Linked DNA regions of Homo sapiens: region 1 is linked to region 2. The links are chromatin loops, found by intact Hi-C in ENCODE. Cell type or tissue: endothelial cell of umbilical vein. All regions are shown on one strand. Links, peaks and the distances in the headings refer to the core of each region. The heading gives the core; the rest is flanking DNA.

Evidence for each region. Peaks named below come from ENCODE experiments on the same cell type or tissue, not always from the same donor. Only the 100,000 strongest peaks of a DNase experiment are listed, where the experiment ranks them.
Region 1: a loop joins it to region 2, with 4 times the contacts of the local background. A loop is called at or near these places in 2 of 110 quality-filtered maps.

The regions. Positions count from the first base shown.
Region 1 is chr14:33,473,093-33,480,880 of GRCh38, forward strand. All of the region lies in intron 4 of NPAS3 (neuronal PAS domain protein 3), which reads left to right. Among named protein-coding and RNA genes, the nearest start is that of SNORA89, 230 kb to the right of the region's middle. RefSeq lists enhancers at 2,424-3,034, 4,600-5,165. In endothelial cell of umbilical vein, for the core only: a CTCF peak has its summit at 2,753 (motif pointing right); a DNase peak (open chromatin) is centred at 2,729.
Region 2 is chr14:33,676,155-33,683,942 of GRCh38, forward strand. NPAS3 (neuronal PAS domain protein 3) reads left to right here. Exons shown (of 12, transcript NM_001164749.2): 6 at 57-231. Among named protein-coding and RNA genes, the nearest start is that of SNORA89, 29 kb to the right of the region's middle. In endothelial cell of umbilical vein, for the core only: no CTCF peak of the experiment used is centred there; a DNase peak (open chromatin) is centred at 3,627; H3K27ac peaks cover 1,626 bases.

The DNA of each region.
Region 1 (7,788 bases), core at 1,191-5,190, 200 kb before region 2:
AGAGAGATTTTGCAGAGTAGGCCTGGCCTGAGAATACCACATTGTCAAGGAGAACCGGGAGGTTGGCTGATGGAAACTGGGAAATTGGCAGAGACGCTAGCATTCTATCAGTATCATGACTGGAACGTGCATCAGAATCTTCACCTAATAGGCATTTAAAACATATAAATGCAAGGCCTCACTCAGACCTCCTGAGTCTAAATCCTCTGTCAGCAGACCCAGTACTGCCCGTGTTTTAAGCCCTCCACATGATTCACATGCAAGTCCTAGTTAAAAGATGCTGGAGGAAAGAAGTTGATGAATTTAATTAGCTTTCAGAGAATGCGGATCACCTAATTGGAATGTTTTCTAGAGAGAACAAAGTAATAATTAAAAAATAATTTTCCAGAGATTTATTCATTCATCTACTGAATATTTATTGAGTACTTACTAAGTGTCATGCATGTAAGTACTAGAGACACAAAGATGGGCAGAAAGCATAGTCCTGCCCTCAAGGAGTTAATAATCTGCTGAGAAAACCAAACACATACATCGACAGTTTTAGAAGGCAATGTGTTCTTCTTGCATTGAGTGTAATGGGAAGAGAGTTAGAACTGGAAATAGAGAGAAAGTTTTCTGGAAGGAGTGTCACCTGAACTGAAAAATTGTCTAGAAACAAAGTTGTCAAATTATGCAGTTTAGCTTGCTGCCTGATTTTTTTGTAAAGAAAGTTTTATGGGAACCACAGCAATATTTATTTCAGTGTTGTCTGTGGCTGCTTTAGCACTACAATTGCAAAGTTAAGTAGATGTGATGAAGGCATATGATCCACAAAGCCTCAAATATGTACTACATGGCCCATTACAAAAAGTTGGTCAACACCTGCATTCTAGAAAGCAGAAACATATGGTACTATTCAAGGAATCACAAGCAAAGATTAAGGCAGGGAATGGTAGTGTCTGAAGCTGGTGAGGTGGCAGAGTCTAGATCACTGAGATCCTGCACCCCATAGGGAACGTTCGCTTTCTCCAGGGCAATGAGGATCAATGCAGGGTATTAAGCAGTGACACTACAGAGTCAAGCTTGAACTTTGGATCGATTAGTCTGTTTGCTTCATGGGGTATAGATTGGAGGGGGAAAAGACTGTTAGAAAGGAAACTATTAGGAGGTTTGTAGAAGTAATTTATGCTGTAATTAATGAACTGAGTAGAAGTTTGACCATAAATATGTGAAATGGAATATTACATGATCATTATAAAGAAATATATCTGGATTATATTGACAAGGAAAGATAACTACAGTATGTTTAGTAAAAATAATCAAGGAAACTGCCTATACAAACATACAAAACATATGTGTTACTTTATGCATAGAAGAAAAATGAAGAGAATATACAGAAAAATGTCAAAAGTCTTTTGTGGACGGAGAGGAGGTAAAATTACAGGAAACTATCGCCTTTAATTTTACATATTTCTATACTCTTTTTGCATAAAAATAGATTGCTTTTTAATTAGACCAAACAAATTTAACTTCTTAAAGTTACTTGTAGAGAGAGAGAGAATGAGAGCTCATACCATGACCTAGAACAGGGAAGGAGGGATAAAGAGAAGGGTATAAATTTGAGAATGATTAGGAAGTTAAACTAGCAAAACTTAGTAACGTGAGAGGTGAAGAGAAAGGGGAAAAATTACAATGCCTAGGTTTTTGGTTTGGGTAACTGTGATGAATTGTGGTGTCAATAATAAAATAAAAATAAATAACTTTACTGATTACTTATGAAGTTCAAGTAGTCTTATGCTAACTGTACCTTACCCATTTTTAGTGCATTTAAACTGTCAACAAGTGAAGGAGGAAGTTTTATTTTTCCCATTTTGTAGATGAGAAAACTGAGCCTCAGAGAGATTAAGTAGTTTACCCAAGGTAATGTGATTTGTGAGTGGGTTAGCTGGGAAATGAACACAGATTTGATTGATTCCGAAGCTGACATGCACTCCTACCCTCTCAACCTTTAATGAATTTTTTTCAAGCCACATAGATGGAAACATAAAATCAGTTCAGGACATATCGAGTCATCAACATAGAAGTTTTGATCTAATGTGATAAGCTCTGAATAAATAAAACGAAAAGAGAAGGCCTCAGATTGAATTCTGGAGAATGTTTGTAGTTAATAGATCTTAATCACGAAAGTTTTAAGAATAATGGCATGGAATATATAAAAGATTTTCCCCTTTTGTTGTGTTTGGATACTTGACATGCTTATTGATGCAGTTAATAATGCACATTAAAAAAGAATTAGAATAAAACAAATTTGATGCATTTTTCTTTACATCAAAAATCATAGGTCTGATTTTGTCATTTTAACTTAGAGAACATCTGTTGAGTGCTCACTGTGTGCAAAGCATATCGATGCCACAGTCTTGCCTACTTTAAGTTTTTATGTGTCTGAAATTTCCATGGAGCTAGGAAGAACTAAGATCTAAAAAAAAAAAAAAAAAGCCTAATTTTATAAACAGATCTTTGAGCAGATACTAGTTCAAGAACTGTCTGAAATCCTTATACACTCCTGGTTTCCATCAAGCCGTTGCTATATGTTTTGTTGAGGAAGTCTTCTTTGACAACAGCATTTCTAGTTCTGGTTTGGAGAGTTGGGGTTAAAGGTAAACTGAATTGCCTGAGGAAATGCTGTGGGCCTTTGTGAATGGGAGAGAAAACAATGCACCTCCCACTGAGAGGGAAGCAATTTCTCATTGTGTTACTTCACCCTGGCATTCAGCCACCAGAGGGGGCATGGACCAGAGTGAAATAAATTCTGCCAGCTGCCTGGCCTGGCTTCTCTGCCTTCCAGAGAAGGACCATAGCTATCCTCACTTTGAGATGGGACTAGAGCCTCACTTCCCGTTTGATGAGAAACTACGTGATTTACTAGTAAGCCATGGCTGCGCTTTCCCTGGTGAAGAATAAGACGTGCCTTACAGACTCCCTAAAAGGCACAGACTTGCAAACATAACGATGGTTTTTCCTTAGCGCTATATCCCATGTACAGTTTACTTCCTTTCTAATACGTTGTTGGTTTTTATCCAAATATAGATATGAGCTGTCAGAAAGAGAAATCTTGTTGTCAAGATTGACCATTCAACATAAAGTTTGAACATTGCATAAAAATATGTTTTTGACACAGTAAAATGCATTCCCTCTATGCTCATTGTAATTTACTTTATAGTGACTTGCTTAATAGCATAGCATATATCATTTATACTGCTATCCTTCATGCTTTTAAACTGTAATATCCTTTCCTCAATGACTACTTGTCAATTTCACTGATCTAGATTTGATTTCATAAATTAACTAGGCCAATTAAGTAGAGAGTTATCATTAGAATAAGAAGTGGAAGCAAATAAATATTAATCTTCCCTCTCTGAATGTCGGTATTTCTACACAACTTTGATCATACTTGAACACTACTTAATGGAAAAAATACACCCCTCTATTGTCAATTTAGTATTCCCCAATTTAAACATTTATGAGTATTTTTTTATTCATTTTCTCATTCCAAATCCATCCCACTTTGGGACAGTTGTTTCTGTTTCATCAATATAAAATGTGGGGAATGAGCAAATACTGGAACTTCATTATTTAAGGATTCTCATCATGGCAATTTTCATGGCTTTTCCACCTGGCCCCTTTACCTTGTGGGGTATTTGTTTCAGAGCTACAGGAACCGCATCATATATTGGTAGTTTGCCTGCTGTGCCTTTCTTTGTATTGCTTTAGTCATTTTGCACCCTCACAGACTTTTGGGGAACCACTTGGAAATGACAGTGTTTGACAGAGAATAGAATTGGAGTAAAATGCCCATGATTTCAAAGTATCTCTTTCTAAAATCTTAAGAGGCAGGGACTTCTTTCTCTTTTTCTTTTATTTAAATAATTCATCTTACAATATTAATATCTTGCTCTGTCTTCCTTAGAGGTGGAAAAGAGTTTGTCAACACCCTTTTTATAAAAATACTTTGTGTACACACATGCAATGATAAATTCACCCTTTTTAGCCTTTTGTTGCCTTCTGGATTTAATAATTTCAGCTTCTTTTGTCTTTTAAAAATAGATCCTATTTACCATCTTTCATCTTTTGGTGATGGGGGTAGGGGTGGAAAGAGAGGATGCTTTTCTCAGAACCCTTTTAGTTTCTTCTTTCCAAACTGTGGACACATTAGATTGCTGTGGTAATGGAATATCTTCCCAGATTCACTATGGAAAGAGAGAAGCTACCCAGAAGAGGATATGATACAGGGATCTACGGGAAAAATCAACTTGGGACTCCTGTGTTTTGATGTTGACATTGCTCTCACCGTCCATCCCTAACTCTGAACAGAGATAACGTGATCATGTGCCCAACACACACACAAACACACAGTCACATACAACACGCTCATTCACAGAACATACGTACTCATGCACTCATAGCACACATACACACAGCACACACACACAGCCATATAAGTAGCCTATGGAATATTTTGGGACCCATGATGGGGTGACTTCTGGACTTAGGTTTCCCTGCTAGTTCTGATTAAACACTTCGGATCCAAAAGCCAGAAAATCGGAGCTTCTTAGTCTCTCCAAGTTCATTTGCCCCTTACAGCCCTTCAAGCCTCAGTAGTTTTACCATAGTAATAATTTTTCACTAAGAATTTCAAAAAAAGAGTTTGCCATTGGACATCCTTTGAAATACTTAGCTTTGCTTCACTATTTTTTGTAACTTGCCAAAATCACAAATAAAAGGAACTATGTCCTCTAATGCTTCTTCTGTGGTCATTATCTTGGAAAATATGCAGAGTCTGGTCCAAGTAGAGTGCTCCCCAAACCTTGCTGTTACTTTGAGAATAGTTTTAATGAGGCTTGCAGCTGAGCCAAGCTCTCCTGTTGTGCTATTATGTGGGCATGTGGAAGCCCTAGTGATTGATCTGTGTGGGGGAACTGGCAACACTCGCATGCCCTCTGGGTAGAGGCAGAGCCTCCAGCAGGAAAAATTAGGGAAAGAGAAAAAACGGAGAGGAAATGTTTATCACTCATTTCCTAGCATTTTATGGCAGTGTTACGGTGAACTGGGAGATGGATGTGTATATTCATGGATTTTGCACCACTTTAAGCACTAATAACATTAAATCAACCTTAATACTTCATGCCAAATGTGCTCTAAAAGAGGGAATAATGGGAATTTTTGTTGACTTTAGTAAAGCATCAAAAGTTACACTGGAAACACATAAAATGCTACAATGCAGAGGTCACAATTATGCTAATATCATGATAATATAAAATATTAAGTCACCAAAATGACAGGATTTACAACCAACCATTCTTAGTCCCCAGAAGCCTTAGCGATAAGCTCCTGGTAAACACAACAGCCTGTCCTCCCAAGGAGTCTGATTACAAATTTAAATATGTATATGATTAGAACTCTGCCAGTCTCCCACCCCTGAAGACAGATGAAGTAAAATTTGATTTATATCATACCTGGAATTCTATTGTGTTAGATTCACTCTGTTTTGCAGGATCACTACCAGGCCTGATGAATTTTGTATGTTTAGAAAGTTGCGTTTGGGCAAAACAGGGACTACTATTAATGATCTTGAATAGCCCTGTAATCTCATGAACTAAAACTTAAACATTGATACAGAATAGTCAAATATTTGGAAACGGCACACTGGCAATTGGAAAACATTATACTTGTGTTATCTTCTTTTTTGATATCCTGGCTGAGGTCCAGGGTTGAAAAGCCTTTTACCCTGAGCCTTAATCTCATGGCCTTGAATTTGCCTTTAACTCTCTGGCTGCCAATCTCATTAAAGTCTCTTCTACCATGGAGTTCCTTAGACACAATAACTTGTTCATTGGCCATAGTTATCAGGGAAGGTAGAAACATCACAGCTAGGCAGCTTTCCTAATTGTTGTCAATTCCGGCCAAATGATGCTGACTTCTATTTAACTTAACCAATGTCATTATGGCAATAAAAGGCTAAGGAAAATAAACGTGCAGTTAAAGCACGACATTATTGTTAAACCAATGCGCTTTAATATTTCTTTGTGCTAAGGTACCTCAGCTATTTCATTATGCCAACTAAGATTAGCAAATGCATGTTTATGAAGAGTATGCTTTTCCTTTTTAATGTTAAATGCATGCATGTTGCCTGCACTTACAGCTCGCTCTAGCAAGGGTAATAAATATATATGCTTTGCCACTAGATGTATATTACTGGTACCATCACCACTAGTCTCTACCAGCAGAGTGTAGACTAGCCTTACTACCCCACCCCCAAACTGTGAGGTCCCTAGTGAAGACAGGAGGTCACTGTCACCTAGATGCTTATCTAGACCACCCTTCACCCACTTGTCACTCTGTCACATCATTAATGCAAATGTTATAGATGACAATAAAATAAAACAAGTTACCCCCAAAGGAATTTCTGTTTGTGTGCTGTTAAGAAAAGCTCTAAAGCCATGTTTTCAAAGTGCAGCTTGTGATCCCTAGAGGGTACAGCAAAGTTCTTATAGGAGTTGGCAGCATCAAAAGAACACCGACACTCTGTGGGCACTTTTCCTCGGTCAGTCTCTCCATCTTAGCAAGCGCCAATCAATATTTCTTGATCTCCAATTTTGTGCAAAACTCCTCTTGTGCTTAACCCTTCTGGCTGTCTCCTTTGCCAGCTCCCTCTTTCTGGGACAGAAGGAAATGCGTTTGTCCTTTTGACAGGATGCAATTTTTGAACACACTTATTTCTTTCCATTTGTGAAGAATTTCTTGGGGTTTCAGGCTCTCTAGAACCCCTTGCATGACTTAGAGAATTAAAAAAAAAAGTATGGGAAAGACATTTCCAACATTATCAAAATTATCCTTGTTTCTAAATAAATGAGATTGTTTTCCCCTTTTTCTCAGGAGGCTTGAGTTGGCTCGTTTCCCAAACTCAACCTTTTGGATAGTAAATTCCTTTTGAAAAGAAGCACGAAGCCCTTTTGATGTTATAAGTAGTATATGTACTAGAAGGGAGAGGATCATGGAATTGCAACACAAAGCCTGAGAGATGTCGCTGGGATAGAGTAGGTCTTATTCTCTACTCAACACTTCGTAACTTTATGCAGTATTAGAAGATACATTTTAAGAAGCATTTTAATAAGAACTGACAGTTGTTCTATCTATTTGCCTCTAATACAGCGTGAGTGATTTACTGATACGTAGATATACAACTATAACTACAGAACAAAAAGAAAGTCAGTGAGGATTCAGTCATGCGCTGCTATCATGGCCTTTAGGCAATCTTCCATAAGGCAAGTTACAGTCTGGGATTAGTTCTGAAAAGGCAGAAGATTTTTCTGTTCCATAGAATTCCTGAAGAACTTCCAAGGCAGTGAATTCATATTCTCTCCGTCTGTCTCTCTCTCTCCCTCTCCCCCACTCTCCCCCTCCCCGCCCCGCCCCCACCCTTCCTCCCTCCCTCCCTCCCTCCCTCTCTCTCTCTCCCTTTCTCCCACCTGTCCCTGTGCACATCTAAATGTACACCTTACAAATTCACTTCTCAGGATGGCCTGTTGTCTTCCCCACTGTGACCCTTTCCCCTGCAAGTTCAATGCTCTGTTTTTGGCAGGCATTTAAAACCCTGAAGACATAAACCTCACTTTGTCAATGTGGCAGTGAGGCCCAACACATCAGTAAAATGTCATGGAGGTGTCAGCCCTTTACATCATAACTGCAGTTCATTTCTCTGCATTGACAGTGATGCTTATACTGAGTAAGGATTAGAATGGGCATATTTCC
Region 2 (7,788 bases), core at 1,776-5,775:
AAAATGGAGAAGCCTATATAATGTCTTTCCTTCCCACCCTTTCTCTCGCCCTCTAGGTGGAGCTGACAGGCAGCAGTGTCTTTGACTATGTCCACCCCGGAGATCACGTGGAGATGGCTGAGCAGCTGGGCATGAAGCTCCCCCCTGGGCGGGGTCTCCTGTCACAGGGCACTGCTGAGGACGGAGCCAGCTCAGCATCTTCCTCCTCTCAGTCGGAGACCCCCGAGCCAGGTGGGAATTGCAAACCCAGTGTGTGGGTTGGTGGGCAGGACCTTTGCCAAATGAGTGTGCTCAAGTTACCCATGTGAAGAGACTATAAATAGGTCTAAGGGTATTTAACAATTCCATGCAGCTTCCAGTCCCATGCAGTAATTAAATAAGGAAGAGATCTGAAAATAAGGAGACATTTTAATAAGTATAATCCAGAGATCTAATTTCAGTTGAACAATACATGTAGAAGGTACTAGTTCTTTTAGTTTCTCTTTCAAATTACTAGAGGGAACAGCTTCCGATTTGGAATACCCTCTTCATTTTATTGTTACCATGGCTAAATGTAATGCGTTTATTTATTATTCAGCAAAATCTATGGCAGAGGCATTCCAAATAGTAGCTCGTGGAGAATTAAAAGTATCAGGGACTTGTAGAAATCTTGGTTTCTTTATTTTTTTAAAGCATCAGAAGGTACTTGAAAGATGTGAACAGATAAATTAAGGCTAAAAAGAAAACAGAAATGGCTACATTTTAAACTGCCTTTCTACCCTCAGTATTTAATTAGATCAATTGTATAGAGGAATGAACAGAGGTGACATTCCTCATTGGGATTCCTTCCAGGACTCTTATAGACTTTGCATTCAGAATGTTCCCATTTTCATTGTGTTGTACTGATGATAATTTAAGTATTAGGGGAAAATCCATTTATAAATTAAACAAAATGACTTGATATCCATCAGTCCCCTAGTTCATCAAGCTGTTCAAACACGGGGAAGATTGGCTGGTCGGCCTGGGTCTTCCGAGAGCGCTGGTAATTAGATCTGCGAAGGATTTATTCTTTGCTGATTGGGGCTTTAAATTAATTGAAGTTCCACATTTGTGGTTTTGTCCTTTTTGTACTTTTTTAGAGGAGATATTTCATATTCTTGTGTGGTGGAGTGCTTGGCCAAGCAGCAGTGGTTTAAATGTTAATTTTTCTCATGAGAAGTTTAAGATTTTTTGATGAATCAAGGCCTGATTTGAAGTGCAAAGTTGTATTTGCTTACTTGGAAAATTATTTTTTCACTCTTCAAAGATGCTTGTACTTTACTTGATCTGTTGTTTTAAAATAGATTCGTAATACAAAAGCATTTTATTAACAAGAAAAATAGAAAAACCTATGTTAAGATTAACATTAAAATAACTCAACATACTTCGAAGACAATAATTTGGCCTGCCTAGAAGTAATCACGATATGTTTTCTCACACAGAAGGAAAAAAAAAAAACAACACACATTTGACTCTTGGAAGTATTTTAAGAACCAATCCATTTTCCTCACTGAAGTTAACTGTAGTTTCTAGGGCATTCATTATTCTTAGCATTGGTGATCATCCTTCTTCAGTGAGCCCCACACATGAGAAAAGAGAATATTTAAGATTATTCTTTACCTTTTAAAAATGAAAATACTTTTGTTCAGGTGGGCAAGTGATATATTCTTATACCATAGCTCACTGACTTTACTGAGCAGCTATGTCAGCGAGATAACTGGAACTGTTTTTTAGTCAATAGAATGTTCATATCTGGGCATATTTGAGAAACAGCACATGCAAACGGTTTTCTACTCTTTCATCCTGATGTTGGAGAACCTCTTCCTCATGACTCAAACACGCAGCATGAAAGAATTTAAGTTTCTAAGCCTTTGTATGAGGGAAGGTCTTAGAAAAGTTTGTTTCCTTGAATCACAAATGCTCAAGTTTGAAAGGATCTTCATGATCCTTTTATCCAACCTCCAACATACGCAGCCAAATCTCTACAGCAAAACCAGCAGGCAGCCTTTCCAGTCTCTGCTAGATTCTGCCCTGATAGGAAGCTCATGAACTTGCGAGGCTGCCCACTCCCTTGTTGAGTAGTTCTCGTAGATAGTTATGCCTGATATGGAGCCCAAATCTGCTTCGCTGCAACTTCCCACTGATCCAAGGTCTGCCCTCTGGGACATTTCTGATTTACTCCTTCTTCCCTATCCTAGCTTCTCACACATGTGAAGTCAATTACATCAGATCCTCCTTTCCTCCTGTCATCCTTCTCCTTTCCAGGTCAAACAGTGCTAATTCACAACCCTTATTCAATGGCGTGTTCCTAAAAGCCTCACCATCCTAGTCATCCTGCCCTGGCTGTGCTTCAGTTTGCAGAGAACCCTCTAAAAATACAGTGAAGAGAATAGCACAGCCCTCTAGATATATTCTGATTAGTGCAAAGCAGAGGAACTGTCACCTTTCTCAGGGTAGGCTACTATACTTCTCTTAATGCAGCCTGAGGTTAAATTTGGTCTTCTTGGAAGCTAGATCATCCTGTCAATTCATACTGAGTTTGATGTCTCCCCAAATACATGTTGACAGTGAGACTTTGGGAGAAAAAAAAAAAAATCCACAGCCTGTAAACCAGTTCTGCTAGAGTATCCTAGGCTAGAGTCTAAATACGACAGCAAGCCCAAATAAATATGTCAATATAAGAACTCTCATAAATCCCATGCCTTCTATGAAGCCCTAGCATGCATAAAATAACCCTAGGTACACTAGTAGAACACAGTTCTTACAGATTATTACTTCTAGACTGTAGGAGAATATATATCTCCTTCAACTGTTAACTCTCTCCTTTAAAGGTACTCTATCAATCATTTAACATTGAAGTGTGATTGAAAGATACTACAAATTTACTTAGGTTTCCTTCCCCTGCCTTCACCAGCCTTCCTTTAGCCATCCTTGCTAGTGAGATTGAAAACTCTGCCTTCCACATCACTTGACTTGGGCTCATCAGCTACACTCGCATAAGAAGAGGCCCTCTTCCTTGATGGTGAATGTGACTCTCACCAGTAGAGAACGTTAAGCTACCTTAACCTTCAAAGTCTGCAGTGTTGGTTATTTTCTATCTGGGGCTTAAAAGAGCAATGAGATTGACTGACTGCTCAAATACTGAAAAGCAGTGTAGGGTGCTACCTTAAATGAAATATCTTCACTAATGCAGATGATGGCTCCAAGGGAATTACTTAAAAAGTTCATGTCAGGCACTACATCACAAAGCTGCTTATGTTTCTTAAAAGCTGAAAGAATTTTAACAAGATTTCCTAATTCTTAATAACTAACATGAAGGAACATTTTTGAAGACTGTTGTTCATTGCATCATAATCTCTTGAACTCTGATAAAACACAGATTCTTTTTTAAACGGTGTAATTTAGTTGGGAAAGGGATATTGATATATGGTTATTATGAAAATGAAAGGACTAGTAGGTATGGAATTTTTCAGAAGCCCTGATGTGTTCAGTGTAGCATTACTAAATGACTGGAATCTAAATAACATTTGGCATTATAATAGAAGGAAATAAGTGACTAAGCCAGCCTAAGAGGCAGTGATACTATGCCACAATAGGAATTCTGTCTCTTTGAACTGTCAGCCCTGAGATTGTCTTGTCCTGACTCAGCCTCAGGATAATGGAGGAGAAAAAAAAGATCCATTGATTGTACAGCAAACCCAAATAAATATTTTATATGTATGCACATTTTTTAACAGTTTAGTCAATGTATTATCTCAGAGAAATCTTAAGTCAGGCAAAAGATAAATGAGTGGCCTTGTTTAAAATGTTATAAAGTCCGAGAGTGCCTATTTAGGGGTTGACTGGAACATTTTGGAAGAGACTGCCCTTTGCTGTCCTGCAGGCTCCCGCAGTATGAGGAGCACAGAACCTCTGACCAATGGCATTTGGAGGGTTTTCTTTTTGCAGATCTACTTGTGCCTTTTCATTATTACTCTTAATGATTCTGCCATCTTGGGATTATGAGTACTATCCTCATCTTTTTCTTAAATTTCAGTGCCATGCCTTTTAAATGCTTAGTAAACAGAAAAGCAGCTCTCAAGAAATCCTGGAGGAACTTTAAAACTCTTCCTATGTTGAAGGCAAATAGTAATATTCTCTATATTAGGCTGTAAAAGTGTTGTGTTTTACTCCTTCTTCCTGAATTCAGGGAAAAAGGAGTAAAGACCACCACCATCCCAACTATCTAGAAATAACCATTATTCATATATATGCACTACGTACCCTCCTAGATTTAGTTTCTGTTCCTGTTCCTGTGTATGTAGGTATGTATGTGTTTGGTGGGGTTTTTTGTATTTCTTTCTAAAATAAGATTGTAATGCATATACTTCTGGTAACTAGCTTTTTCATTTTCATGTTTCTCTAAGATAAAATTCCCTTTCTGTCTCCAGTGGTTTGCTTCCCACCAGCGAGTGATCAGTTTCTTCTGTAGGACCCCTGTCAGGAAGAACATGCCTGGATCCTACTTCAGAGAGAACTCAGCCAGGGCAAGGGGCTCTTGTGGCTTTTTGGGTGGGTGTGAGTTCATAGAGGGGAAAATCAATACTGTACCAGGATTTAGACAATTTAGCAAAATGCATGAGGCAGTACTTTGGATGATGAATAACTACAGCTGCATGGCTAACCCATTGGTTGTGTAAAGTATGGGTTATCATGTTTTGTCTAAATTTTCAGGCAAAATCTAGCCTGTTTTGTGGCATTAGGATCATCATTATAGTAGTATGATTTTTATGCTATTATACTTACGCTATGTCCCGAATGTTTTTAAGGCCAGCAAAATGGAAACAGTAGAGTACTTGCCTGAATGCAAATAAACTTCAGTTTCAACTTATGCCTCTGTGCTATGGTAAATTGCTGACTACTCCTAATTCTACAGAAACAGGAGCTCAATTCCTCTGACATCATTAGATGATTTTCACAGTAAGCGGTATAATTAGACTAACAAATGTCTAGGAATAACCATAAAGAACGTAAAAATTTATCTGAGGATCGGATCAATATTTTGTATAAAAAAACGGCTTGGATATGACATATACTTGTACTTCTATGGGTGAATTATTTACCATCTGGTATATTGTTGTGAAGGGATATTTTTTGTATTGGGTCAAGATTTCTATCAATGAACTGAATTTAGAAGTTAGGCAAGGGAAACCATCTTACTAACCCCACATCCAACCCCAGTCCCCAGACAATGTGACTGTATCTACAGCACTTTCTGCTGTACTGCAAATGTCAAACAGAAGGTGTAATGGATTTAATATTAGCGCTGGCCAAGGTGTTGAGGGAGCTGTTAATAATGTCACTCCAGTTATTGATCTGAAGCCTTTAAAAATCAGGGAAAAGTGAGAGATCCCCTACTGGGGAAAGGCATACAGTGACTGATTTTTATTGCCAATATATCTACATATAGAGTAGCAACTTTCTGGAATTATGTTATCACCATTAATCCCATTAATAACTGAGATTTTTGGAGTCATTTTATGGTGAGATAATATCATGGAGACTGCTCAGCATGCTAATACTAAAAGATTGGACCAAGTTCTTTTATACATAAATAGGGCTCAAAATTCACATGGTGAGTACAGCATTCATACAAAGTGTCAAATGATAGAAAGTTCATTCACACTAGATTTATACTTAATGACAGAGTTAGAGCTATTGGAAGGGTAAGTGACAAACAGTGTAGTCGAGTGGTATGCTACTTTTGCCTTTCCAAAATTCTGAATACAAACAAACAGTGTAGTGACTAACTTAACATAGAAATGGAATTTGTTTGGACAATTACTGCACCTTTTCAGGAAACTGCTAATCCTTCAATCTGAATGGCAGTTTGTATGCAATGAAATTCCTGCTTTCCATAGTCCCCAACTAATAAATGAAATTAAAATGTATAATTTATGATGAATGTTTATCAAACTGTAAACACACATTTAATTGCTTTCCATATTCATATACTATAGGCAAAGATAAATCCATCAGATAAACTACCATAGTGATCTCTGATGGATTGATTTAAAATGCATTCCTACTGGGGCTGTAGCAATGATCGGGACAAGTTCACGAGTCCCCCAAATCGGTCTGACTTCTGTTAATACCCAGCTGTGCCTGTATGCGGCAAATCTAGCAGTCAGAAAGCAGCCTCACTACTAATCCTTTTGTGTAACCCAAAGAGATCATCATTTAGGCATAAACACAGCTTTTATCCAAAATTATCTGTGTTTCTTAACTATGTCATCATTAAGAACTTACCTTCTTGCCAATCCTGAAATGAAGATGATGGGTGCACTCCAAAAGCAAGCCAGTGCTCTTACAAGGACTACCTTGCCAAACCTAGAATGATTCTTTTGCCTCAAAAAAGCTACCTTGATGCAGTACCATTTTTTCATGAGCGAAGTAGGCTATTTTTAACTGTCACCTTTATCCCCAGCTAAGCTAAACAAGATCCCCTGGAACTGCCACAGAAGGGAAAAATGTTCTCCATTGCTTTTTTCTGGTATGCAAGGCCTAGGCATACTTATCACCTTAATTTGTGTGTGTTCACACTTTGGTGTGCTTGTGTGTAAAATGAGAACATTTGCAAAGCAAACTGTACTTTTAGAATCTTGCCTGAGGGAGCTAAAGTAAAATCTCTCCTTCCCACTAGGCTCTCCTGGCCCGATAGCTGAGCTCCACCCTTCTAGGCCAGCTCCCAGAAGGCACAGCTGCAACCCCAGGAATCCTTTGGGACCTAATTCCTTGACCCACACGTTGATGACGCAACTAGCTACAGAAGGGCGGCCTCCCTTTTGTTCCCAGAGAAGATGTTGGATCTTGGCACAGTTCTGCATGCCATTCTGAAACTAACTTTCTCTTCTCTTTCAAAATTTAAATCACAGTGGTTACAACTCAGAAAAAAAATACAGCTTTTATATAAATTAATACAGTGATATTTGCAGGGTAGCAAATGTTTTGTTGAATAATAGAAGCACAGGCCTCTTATCAAAATATACAGTAGGTTCTCTCAGTTTATATGCAGCATTCTTTTTCCAAATCTTCTATTGAAGGTTTAGGAAGTCAATTTTTTAAACCCATTATTTTTAACAGTTTTTTCATACAGCTTTCTAGGTCATAATTTTGACTTCTCTTTGCCAATAGTGATTGATAGGGATGTATTTTGCAAGTTTCTACAATGAAACCCAAGACAAGCTGTTAATTATGACCTGTTTTTCCTCATTTCAAAAAAAAAAAAAAAAAAAAAAAAGGTGGCCGTCTCTGTCATTGGATAATTAAAAATTATAAATTCTATTTCTATAGCTCTTGCCTTGAACAAAGTACAAGTTATTTGCTTTTAATACATTCCACTGCACAGAAGTTTCCTCCCTGTCCAAATTATACCACTCTGAATTCTTCATCTGCACTAAACAGCAGACTTACTTATGAAGGATCAGTTACCTAGCATTGACTGAGCTTTGCAGGGTGCACAGATCAGAAGAGGCAGAACTGGCTGGAAACCATCTCCACCCCTAGTGAGCAATTTACTCATGATTGCTTGGGGAAAATACTGGAAATATTGCTTCTGTGTAAAGTTTGCAACTTCCAGTTGTCAGCTCTTTGCCAACAGTTATTCCCAAGTATAGCTTTAGCAACAACGCTTACCCAGGCCACTGTGATAATGGTTGGCATTCATATCCTCTTGGTGTATGCAGAGCACAGAAACCACTAATTACAGGAGTTAATTCACACCACATCCCT